Linked DNA regions of Homo sapiens: regions 2 and 3 are each linked to region 1. The links are chromatin contacts, found by Hi-C or POLR2A ChIA-PET in ENCODE. All regions are on one chromosome and are shown on one strand. Each heading gives the region's core, a stretch centred on a gene start or an enhancer-like site at or near the end of the contact. The rest is flanking DNA. Distances are from core to core; before and after follow the strand shown.

What was found. Hi-C counts contacts between places; a loop is a spot of excess contacts on that map. ChIA-PET counts read pairs that join two places held with the same protein, here RNA polymerase II (POLR2A). Pooled maps may share reads with other maps.
Region 2: a pooled map shows a loop between it and region 1 (5-fold over the local background). The contact joins the enhancer-like site here to the promoter of EPSTI1 in region 1. A Hi-C loop is called at or near these places in 5 of 50 pooled maps. POLR2A ChIA-PET finds 5 or more read pairs at or near these places in 2 of 52 experiments (A673 and activated B cell).
Region 3: a loop to region 1 is called in a map with no recorded cell type, with 4 times the contacts of the local background. The contact joins the enhancer-like site here to the promoter of EPSTI1 in region 1. A Hi-C loop is called at or near these places in 1 of 37 single-sample maps with no recorded cell type. POLR2A ChIA-PET finds 5 or more read pairs at or near these places in 1 of 52 experiments (A673).

Annotation. Positions count from the first base shown.
Region 1 is chr13:42,990,798-42,994,267 of GRCh38, reverse strand. It overlaps EPSTI1 (epithelial stromal interaction 1), which reads left to right and starts at 2,027. Exons shown (of 11, transcript NM_033255.5): 1 at 2,027-2,290. The coding sequence starts at 2,103. RefSeq lists enhancers at 1,394-1,633, 1,894-2,013.
Region 2 is chr13:44,257,921-44,261,390 of GRCh38, reverse strand. No RefSeq gene overlaps it. Among named protein-coding and RNA genes, the nearest start is that of MIR8079, 63 kb to the right of the region's middle. Within about 2 kb of position 1,595, at least 16 of the 41 ENCODE cell types and tissues checked have a DNase peak (open chromatin) inside an H3K27ac peak, as active enhancers do.
Region 3 is chr13:44,235,611-44,239,080 of GRCh38, reverse strand. No RefSeq gene overlaps it. Among named protein-coding and RNA genes, the nearest start is that of MIR8079, 41 kb to the right of the region's middle. Within about 2 kb of position 1,545, at least 26 of the 41 ENCODE cell types and tissues checked have a DNase peak (open chromatin) inside an H3K27ac peak, as active enhancers do.

The sequences.
Region 1 (3,470 bases), core at 778-3,277:
ATGCTAATCTCTCATGTGAAATGTCTTTTATGTTTTATTTATTTGTTTTGTAGAGATGAGGTCTTACCATGCTGCCCAGGCTGGCCTTAAACTCCTGGCCTCAGGTGATCCTCCTGCCTCAGCCTCCAAAAGTGCTGGGATTACAGGCATGAGCAACTGAGCCTGGCCCATGTGAAATGTCTTGATTTTGCTCCCCACTTTCTGGGTTGCCTTAGCTCAGATCTGTATTTCTTACCTAGACGTAACTAGGCTCTGAATTTATCTTCCCGATTTCAGTCTCTTCATCTTTCAATCTCCGTTTTCACATTGTTAGAAGCTAACTTTGTAAAACAGATATTATTGAGTAACTGCCCTATTGAAAAACTTCCTGTGCCTTCCACATTGCCTACAACAGTGGTTCCCAAAGGGTGATCCTGAGACTGGCATCATTGGTATCACCTGGAAATTTGTTAGAAATGCAAATCCTTGGGCCCCATCCCAGACCTGAATCAGAAACTATATATATATATTTTTGAGATGGAGTCTCTCTCTGTCGCCCAGGTGGAGGTGGGGTTTCGCCACGTTGGCTAGGCTGGTCTTCAACTCCTGATCTCCAGGTAATCCTCCTGCCTCGGCCTCCAAAAGTACTGGAATTACAGGAGTGAGCCACCGTGCCTGGCCATAAATCTGTTTTAACGCACCCTCCTCCAAGTGGTTCTGATGCTTACTGAAATTTGTGAAACTCTGGCCTACTCTACAAAACCCTAATGTCTTAGGATGGCATAGAAATCCTGACTGACTTTCCTACCATGTTCCTTGTCATTATTTTCTCCTCTCCTGTCCCACCCTGGCCCACCCTTCAATTTCATTCTTTCATTAGCTATCAAACCTGTATGTGTCTTTTTGTTCTAAGCACCAATAATATAAGGAAGACAGTCCAGCTCCTAACTGTCTTGCTGACCTAGGACTGGGGTGCTCCAGCCACATGACAACCCCTGGAATTAAGTACACACCATGTCATTTTAAGTGACAAGCCTCTGCCATAGCATCTCCTTCTTCTTGGTGAATTCCTATGTCTTTGGTGGCTCATTCTCAAATGTCCCTGTTCCTGAATTACTCAGAGGGCTAATCCCCAGTTTCTCTGTGCCTCCACAGCTGCCTGTCATTTCATTTATCCCAAAGTGGCATTCCCATTTGTTTACCTGTCTACTAGGATACTCCTAGAATGCAGGTAGCATGAGGGAAGAGCCTTCACTCATCTTTGTGTAGACGGCATTGTGACCCTGGTGACCAACCCTGGCACACATCAGAATCATCTGGGAGCTTTTCAAAAATATGAATGCCAGAGCTCACCCCTGAACCTACAGGAACTGAGCCTTACACATCCATATTTTAAAATGTCCCCACATCACCGTTGCACACTGTTCTGCACAGAGCAGGTATTTTTAATAGTTCTCGAATGTCTAGTCAATTACTTAGCAAGGCTGCCTGGAGAATCATGTCTACCTTAGCTTACTTCTCCGGCTTTGTAGGTTTTTGTTTTCTTTTGATTTCAGTTTCCATTTCCTCTAACTTGAAAGTATGTGCATTGGTAACAGCCACACAGCAGTCATTACTGATAAAAGGCGACATTTTGTTGAGATGATTTTAGTTATTGACCTAATCTCTGGTATTTTAAGGTTAATATATTTTTTACAGTCTCAAATATCCAGCGGTAACCTCAAATTAGAGTTGCCTGTTAAACAGTTTCTCAAGTATCTTTCAGGATTGTAGTCACTCTGCGGGCTAATCGCTCACCAGGTGTCCGTGGCTGATCCCAGTTATTCTGATTAACCTCTAAGGTGATTGTGAGACTTTAAACCGTCTCACCTGTAGCCGACCAAGCCAGCTCAAGTCAACATCCTGGGCTGTTAACCCGCGATAAGGTCGGACGGGGCCTCAGTGGAGAATACGTGGGGAAGTTCTCTGGGGCGGGCGCAGTCTGCTGCTGATTCTGAGAAACCGAAACTCAGCTGTTAAAACCGCTGCCTCTGCACTTTGGAATCCCATCTTGAGACTCGCTAAGCGTCCCAGCCGCATCCCTCCCGCAGCGACGGCGGCCCGGGACCCGCGGGCTGTGAACCATGAACACCCGCAATAGAGTGGTGAACTCCGGGCTCGGCGCCTCCCCTGCCTCCCGCCCGACCCGGGATCCCCAGGACCCTTCTGGGCGGCAAGGGGAGCTGAGCCCCGTGGAAGACCAGAGAGAGGGTTTGGAGGCAGCCCCTAAGGGCCCTTCGCGGGAGAGCGTCGTGCACGCGGGCCAGAGGCGGTGAGTATTTTAACAACCTGGCTTCGGGGCGGGAGCCCGGGCCCCAAACATACTCACTCACAAGCACCTTGGTCCTTGGAGTTTAAAACCACAGGGGCCCAACAACAGGGATTTTGACTGAATGAAAGCTCATTTGCTTAAATGAAAGTATCCATGCCGCACCTTATAAATTGAGTCGGCTAGTTTGCAGTCCTTTGGTAAATAACCAGCCCGGTTCCTTCCAGGAATACTACTTTCCTGATTTTTGTGACTGGCTACAGGATTGAAAGATATGGGTGTGTCGGAACTGCCTAGGCATCCAGTAAGATGTCATTTTCCAGGTATCTCCAGAACTCATACTCCAACCAGTATGGAAATAACTTTTCCCTTACTGTTTTTAAAAATTTGGTGCTGGGCCAGGCGCGTTGGCTCAAGCCTGTTATCCCAGCACTTTGGGAGGCCAAGGCAGGCAGATCACCTGAGGTCAGGAGTTCGAAACCAGCCTGGCCAACATGGTGAAACCCAGTCTTTACTAAAAATAAAAAATAAGCTGGGTGTGATGGCACGTGCCTGTAGTCCCAGCTACCTGGGAGGCTGAGGTAGGAGAATCGCTTGAACCCGGGAGGCGGAGGTTGCAGTGAGCGGAAATTGCGCCATTGCACTCCAGCCTGGGCAACAGAGCGAGACTGTCTCAAAACAAAACAAAACAGAAAAACAAAACTTGGTGTCCTAAACGGAATTACTGTATCAGACACTAACAGGTAAGGGTCAACAAGAAATGTGATATGGGGTAGAAGGTTCAAATTCTGCCTCTAGGTAGGAGCAAGCCTACGTCCCAGCAAGACTCGCAGATAAACTAGCCTCTTACAACCAGAGGAGTGGAGCTGAGAGAGTGAGGAGGTGAGTGACCATAGTACCTCTCATCCCTGATGTTGATATGTGCTCTATGCAGGAACAGATAGGTAGCTTTTATTCCTGGTCTTTGGTTCAGGGACTGCAGTGAGTATCCGGGAAACATTTATTAAGCAAGTGTCATGAGCCTCTCTTTCTAGCCAATGGAATGAACTTTAACTCAACAGTATGGTTTATCACAACATCACTGCCTTTGAAGTGCTGCCTCTGTGAATTGGAACTGTCCAGATGGTTTTATTTTTAGTCTCTCCTTTTTCATCGACTTCTAGTCTCTGAAAGACAAACCCTG
Region 2 (3,470 bases), core at 346-2,845, 1.3 Mb before region 1:
AATTCTACTGGCAAGGGTTGAGTCTTTGCTTGTCACCGGGCTAAAAGTTGCTTCACCTTTCCAAACATCAGCTTCCTCACTTACCAAGTATAACCACTGCATTGCAAGTTGTTGTCTCGATTAATTGAAGATGCTTGCCATACAGTAGGGACTCAACCATGTTAGCTTCTCCCCCCAGATGCTAGGGGCTGTGTGCTTTCATGGAAAGAAATGCTTCTGCTAGACTTAATTGACATCATCTTTGGTGGGTCTTTTCTTTGCTTCTGACCACACGTCTTTTAAACTTGAGATGCTTTTATGCTTCCGGGTAACAAGCAAAAGTCAGGCCAAGGAGGAAGCAAAACTAGGATTTATTGGTGGGGGGTCATGGAATAGGGATGTTAGAGATTAGCAGAAAAGAACTGCAATGATTTAAAAAGGCAAAAAAAAAAAAAAAAAAAGAATATCCTGGAAAGAAATAATTACATTTAAGTTGATTTCATTGTATCAAGTCTTAGAGTGCTTTTAAAATTATGGTTTTATGTCATGTTCTCAAGTGCAGCCTCAATGAAGAATCAGTCTCCCAGAAAGATTCAAACAGTTGAAATAGGGGAATTAGAAGATGAAGACCTTAAAAAAATCACCCACCAGCATGGGGATGAGGAGAGAGAAGCATCTTCACAGGCTCAGAATCCTATTTGATCCCAGATTCTTCCCCAAGTCAATATTCATTTAACACACTTGTCCCAGGGGACAGAGCTGGTTAACAGGAAATGTGCCCTTGAAGAGTTAAAAAATTATCTTACTCTTCTTCCCTGCAGATTTTAGTTTTCCCACCAACTGTTTAGTAGCAAGGAGCAACTGATGCGTTATGCTGTGTCTTTCCTATGGGAACACGCAGTTTGGTGGCAAAGAAACAGAGTAAAAAAAAAAAAAAAGTTACCCAAGTGGAATTGACAAGGGTGAAGGGATTCTGATTGGCCAATGTAGAATGTTAGAAAGTTATTCATGGAGACAAAGCACACAGATTTAATTTAATATTGATTTCAGCTTCAGGAGGAAAAAACTGCTCTTGCAGCTGAGCGTGGTGTCATGCAGAAATCTGTTTTTTCATTAGGAGCAGGACTCTCTTCTCCTCCCCATAGCCTCCCCACATGCATATCTCTTACACTGGTGGCATTTTGAGGGGCTGTTTTTTCACCCCAAGGGCAATGGAGGGCAGCACATATAGTGCATTCCGTCCAAGTCACCCCTGGAGAGTGACCAGGAAATCCCACACAGAGCAATTCCCTGAATCAGATGTTTTGCTATCTTATAGCCTAGGTTTGTTAGGATTTTCTCTAACAAGCCTAGAGCCTGTTCTTAAAATGACTTTTAATAACCATCACTCTGGTTTTGCCTCCTTGACACAAGGGGGTTTAAAAATAACCAGTGTTAGGATCAGACACCAGGTTCACTATCACTCTGGTACCCATTTCTGGTGCATGTTTTCCTTTTAAGCCATGAAGAAAATGACATCATTCAGGGCCCTGGCTGCTGTGTGTGGTGTCTTCCTGTATCTCCGAGCACAAACACTCACCCATTCATCCCCTGGCTGCCTGACCACCTGAAAACGTGACTGATACAGAAATAGTGCCAGGCAAGGAACAGGTGGGTGAGCTGAGCTTGGGGTCCTGCCAGCCCTCCCATCGTGGAATAAGAAATCTTGCGAATAAACACCGTATGATTTAATTGAATCTGAGCGAGAAGATAGGGTTTTTACAGAAACTAATTATGGCAGGCAGCTAGGCATATTAGTGCAGTAAATCTCGCTGATGTCAAGCCCTGGAGCTGCTGCTGTGTGGTGTTATTTTCTCTCTTTCTCTCTCTCTCTTCCTTTGCTCCTCAGTTTCTTTCATTCAATCTCTCTCCACTTTCTTTCACCTCTCTGCCTTCTTCTTGGCATGCTTAGATTTCAAATGGGGGGACAGCACCCGTAGCCCACTGATTTCCCTGTATCAGGTCGATAAACATATATGGTTCTGTGTGTGTAAAAGTGTGTGCATGTGGTTGTGTTTTGTCCTCTCTGCCTGTAATGGGAATGACAATTCAAGATAGAAATGGTATAATGAGTCATCTATAGCAGGCAGGGGTGGGGGAAAGTGGTGGGTACAAAAATGATTCAGACAAACTCTCTGCCTTCTTATCATTGGTGACATGGGGGCGGGGGCAGTGGTTATGAAAAGGGGAAGAAGAAAGTTATGTAAACAGCTGTCTTGGAAACATCAGGCAGAATGAGGTACAGTCGCCATGAGACTGCAGAGAGAGGGGTTTTAATGTTGACTACAAGATCTGGATCTAGCGTCATTAAGCTCCTTTCCTTCAAGGCCGCTTTCTGTTTCACTTAGGAACAGAACACTTGACTAAGGACTATAAGTAAATAAACTCGTAAATGCACTTTTTATTTCCTTAAAAAGTCTGGATGTAAGTGGCCCCGGAGTTTGTTGGCTGACTTGGTTATCTTTCCAGGCTTTCCCAGCCTCTCCATTGCCATGCTCCATGCTGCTGGCTTTTGTCCTCATGCTTCTTGGTTTTAGGGTGCTTATTGGTGGTTTCCGTCCTTGCATGAGCATCATAAGGGCAAATCTTCTCTTTATTAGGCTCTAGATTTTTATTTTTTAAGAAACAAAAGTCTTTTCTAAAGCCCTCAATACTTTTTTTTTATATTTCCTTCTCAGTCCATTTGGTCTACTATAACAAAATACTGTAGAGTGGGTAATTTATAAACAACAGAAATGTATTGGTAAGAAGGGAGGCTGGGAAATCTAAGATCAAGGAACCAGCAGATTTGGTGTGTGGTGAGGGTGCGTTTCCAGGTTCATAGATGGCGCCATCTTGCTGTGCCGTTACATGGTGGAAGGGGCAAGGTGGCTCTCTGGGGCCTCTTTTGTAAGGACACTAATCTCATTCATGAGGGTTCCACGCTTATGACCTAATCACCTCCCAAAGGCCTCACCTTCTAATACCACCACCTTGGTGATAAGATTTCAACATATGAATTTTGGTTTGGACAAAAACTTTCAGTTCATAGCAGTAAGTATCTAGCAAAGGGGAATGAAAGAGAGCCATGATTCCTTTCTTAGGGATGGTTGCATTGTCACCCTATTAAAATTAAGATTCTCCCATATATATCATGTTTTGTCCTATACATACATATATACCTAGAATATAGTTTAGTTTATAAATTAGACACAGGAAGAGATTAACAACAACTAATAATAAAATAGAACAGTTACAACAATATGCCAGCCTCACTATTCTTGTACTTTGGGGCCATTATTAAGTAAAATAAAAGTTACTTGAATACAAGCACGGTGATGTGACATTGGATCTGATAACTGAGTGACTAATGGGTGGGCAGCATACATAGTGTGGATACACCCTGGACAAAATAGTGATTCACGTTCCTGGGGGGATGGAGCAGGATGGTGTGAGATTTCATCACGACACTC
Region 3 (3,470 bases), core at 296-2,795, 1.2 Mb before region 1:
GTCCTGAGGGTGTTTTCAGGTCCCTCAGTCCACCATCCTTCGTTATGGTTCAGTTACATGAACAAATACATTTCCCTTTCAGGCTTAAGCTAGTTTAAGATGTATTTCTTCTATTGGCAACCCATGAGTCCTGAGTAATTTAGAATTTTTCATTCTCAGTTTTCCTGCTTTCTAGAGAGTTGGAAGAATGAACTAAAGATCAGAAACTTTTCTTCTCAGAGTCCAACTGGTCCATGATGGTTTGGGGAAGAACCTGCAGAAAGAGAGGGCAGGAAATTAGCAAGGTGAGAAATCACAAAGGTTCTTATATACAGGATCCAGTTGGTGAATTGCAGGGTCCTGTTATCTTTGCTCCTTTTTAGATCTCCACTTGCCTAAAATAAATCATGACCCTACACTTTCAAAGATCCAGGCCAACCTTGGGGCCCCAAGGTGAGTTTTTTTCTGTCTTGTGAAACTGGTGCTACTTGTGTGGTGTAAATCAGAGGGTTAGCAAGTATTCAGTGGATTTGCTGGTAAGCCCAACCTTTTGACAAAAGAGGGGGAAGAAAGAAATAAAAGTAGGGGTGGGGGAAGTAAGCTAGAAGAATAAGGAGAGAGATAGAGATGTGACTCCATCAACAAAATACTGATTGAGTATCTTCTACGTGTAAGACTGTGCTAGTTTCAACTTGCCATTCTAAATCAACAAATAGAACCCTTATTTGTGACTACAGAGGCTGAGAGTTAGGTGTGTCTGGTGTAAGACAGATGCACACCCAGGTATGACCAGCAAGCAGCAAAGTCAATAGGCAATTACTCAGGAAGGCTGTTATGGAAGGAATGAGAATGAATGGGCCCACGCTGACTTAGAAATTAAGTTAAAACATATGGCAAATGTTTTTCTGATATGCACTTAAAGCCTGGAACAGTCCAAGAGGCCCTGGGTTTCCCTGAGAGGGAGGCTTTTAGGAAGAGTGTAGGCTGCCTGTGGCTGCTGCACCTAACTGGATTACAGGCCTCTGTGACGCTGCCCATCACATCTGCTTTTCAGTAATGCCGTAGGGGAGGCAAGCTGTCCCCTTAGACCCTTAGCATGATCTGTCTATGGGTTTCACATTTTTTCCTGGCAGAGTTAGTTTTTCGTGTTTGTTTTGTGAAGAAAAACTTTGTATACTTCTTTCCTTTTTTTTCCTTTGCAATAAAGTGTTGAACAAAATGTATACTATTTTGTCCAAACTTTTTAAGCTTCCAGATTTGGATATGGTGTTTATGTCTGTGGCTTTTAGAAAGTCTGAATGGATCTGAAAGGTCAGAAAATACCTAAACATTTGACTCTACCCTTCAGCTCACACGTGATTGGCTGTGCATTGTTTTATTTTTAAAAATGGTAAATGAGAAACTATTCTTTAGTCATATCTTGTTCTCAGAGCCTTTCCCCCTCTTGCAGACTGTGCCGCCACCCAAAAGCTTGAAAACACCCCAGGAAGCCATCCCCTCATTGTGAAATGACTAATCACCACACACCACTTGGTTTTCCTTCCTGGACGTCATAGGCCATAGCCCTGTAGTTCCCACATTGTCTCTGTCATCATCCCAAGGAGTGTGACTCTTGATTCTGAGCCTGGGCAGGACAGCCTGTCTCAGCACAGGCTGTTATATAAGCGGCTGTGGGGAGAGCTGGCAATAAACAAACATTTTTCCAGCCCTTGTTTTCTCTGCAGCCTTGAAAAATATTTTTCTGGGGCTGCTGCTGTGCTCCTGCAACAGGATGGCAAATTCCCAGCTTAGAAATGTCTTGCTCTGCATTTCCAGATTCTAAAATCAGAACAAAGTGAACCAGCATGTTCAAAGGAACTGAAATTTTGAGAGCCAGGACACATAGATGGGTTTCTCGACAAGCGGCTTTGCAGCAGTCTTTCCAAAGTTTCATCCACACATCCTGACGGCGAGTAACCATTGGGAAATTACATGGTGACTTTAGGGCCACAGAGAGGAGAATCAGAAGATGACAGGAACTCACTTGGGAATGGAGAAGTGATGTTATGGCTGCCAGTGTCAAAGTCAGACCCACTGTATAAACACAGACATTCACACATATGAGAACCATGGGACTGAACATTGGTAAAGTCCGTTCCTCCTTGGGCCACTCCATCTTGGAAACTCAAAGGAGGAACACTTTACAGTAGTGTTCCACACACTCTACCTCTAACTCCCAGTACTGAATTTAGTGGAAGTCCAACCACAGTTCCTCCCACCCAAACAGACAGTTCCTTGTGAGTGTCTCAGAGGGACACTTAGACAGGACAGCCTCCTCATTCACTGGTGAAAGATTTTCCAGAGCCAAAGCTCTTGCTTCCATGGCTGTCACCTGTAAGGGTTGCTGGTACCAGCTGCTTTTCTGAAGCCACTGCACCCTCCCCATTCCCCTGCAGTAGTCTCCATTGTGAGACCTCAGCCAGAGTGACCTTGTGCTCTATTTCCCTTCAATGGCTGATGTTCTGGTGTCACTCCCTGTGCTGAAAGCCAAGCTGATTTCTCCACATCTCTGAGTAATTCAGATCATTTTACAATGAATTAGCAAGTGAGTTTGTTATTGCAGTGCGGAGGAGGAGGGATGGGAAGCACTTTCAGAGTTTCTTTTAGTTTTCCCTGAGTCTACTGAGACCCCTGAAAGAAAACTTACTGCCTGTAGCTTGGAAATGTTGCTGTGTATCCAAGAAGCTGCCACTCTGCTCATTGGCAAGGCTACATCTATGGCTATATCAATCCACCTTTCTCATCATTGTCCTCATACCGTGGAACTAGGACAGAGTCACCCAGAAGGAAGCATGGGTACTGTAGTTTATCCAAGGTCACTAGGCTAGTCTTTTGGTCCTGTGTAGCTAGGATTGGCTGCGTAATATGTAGGGTGCAGTGCAAAATAAAAATGTCAGGCCTCTGTTGAAAAATTATTAATAATTTCTAAATGGCAACAGGTGAGCATCAAACCAAACTCAGGCCCTATACAATCATACAAGTCATGTGCTTATGAAGCCAAAGCCATTCTCAGCATAGCTTTTATTTGAAGCCTCTAGTTTTCACAGTGGAGTGGCTAAAAGAGGTAAGTTCTTTGAGGGTTGTGCAAGAAAGTTTAGGAAGGAGAGATGACAGCTGGCTGCTTTTAGCAGGACATTCTTTGTAAGTGGGTAGCACCTGTGGGTCACTATGAAAAACAGGCGCCATCCAAAGTACTTTCCATATGTTAAATCATTTCATATACATACATACACATGAATAATGTGTATCTATTAAATCGTGAATCCTCACAACAACCATTTAAAGTGGGTGCTGTTGTTTTTCTATGCTTTTATAGGTAAGGAAACCGAGGCACAATAGAGTTAAATGAAATGCTGATTTAAAGTTTGGTTCTCAACTTTCTAATAGAAACCCTCTATTGTTGAAGTGAACTTGGAGCTTACTAGACCATGAGGGACTGAATCATGCTAAAC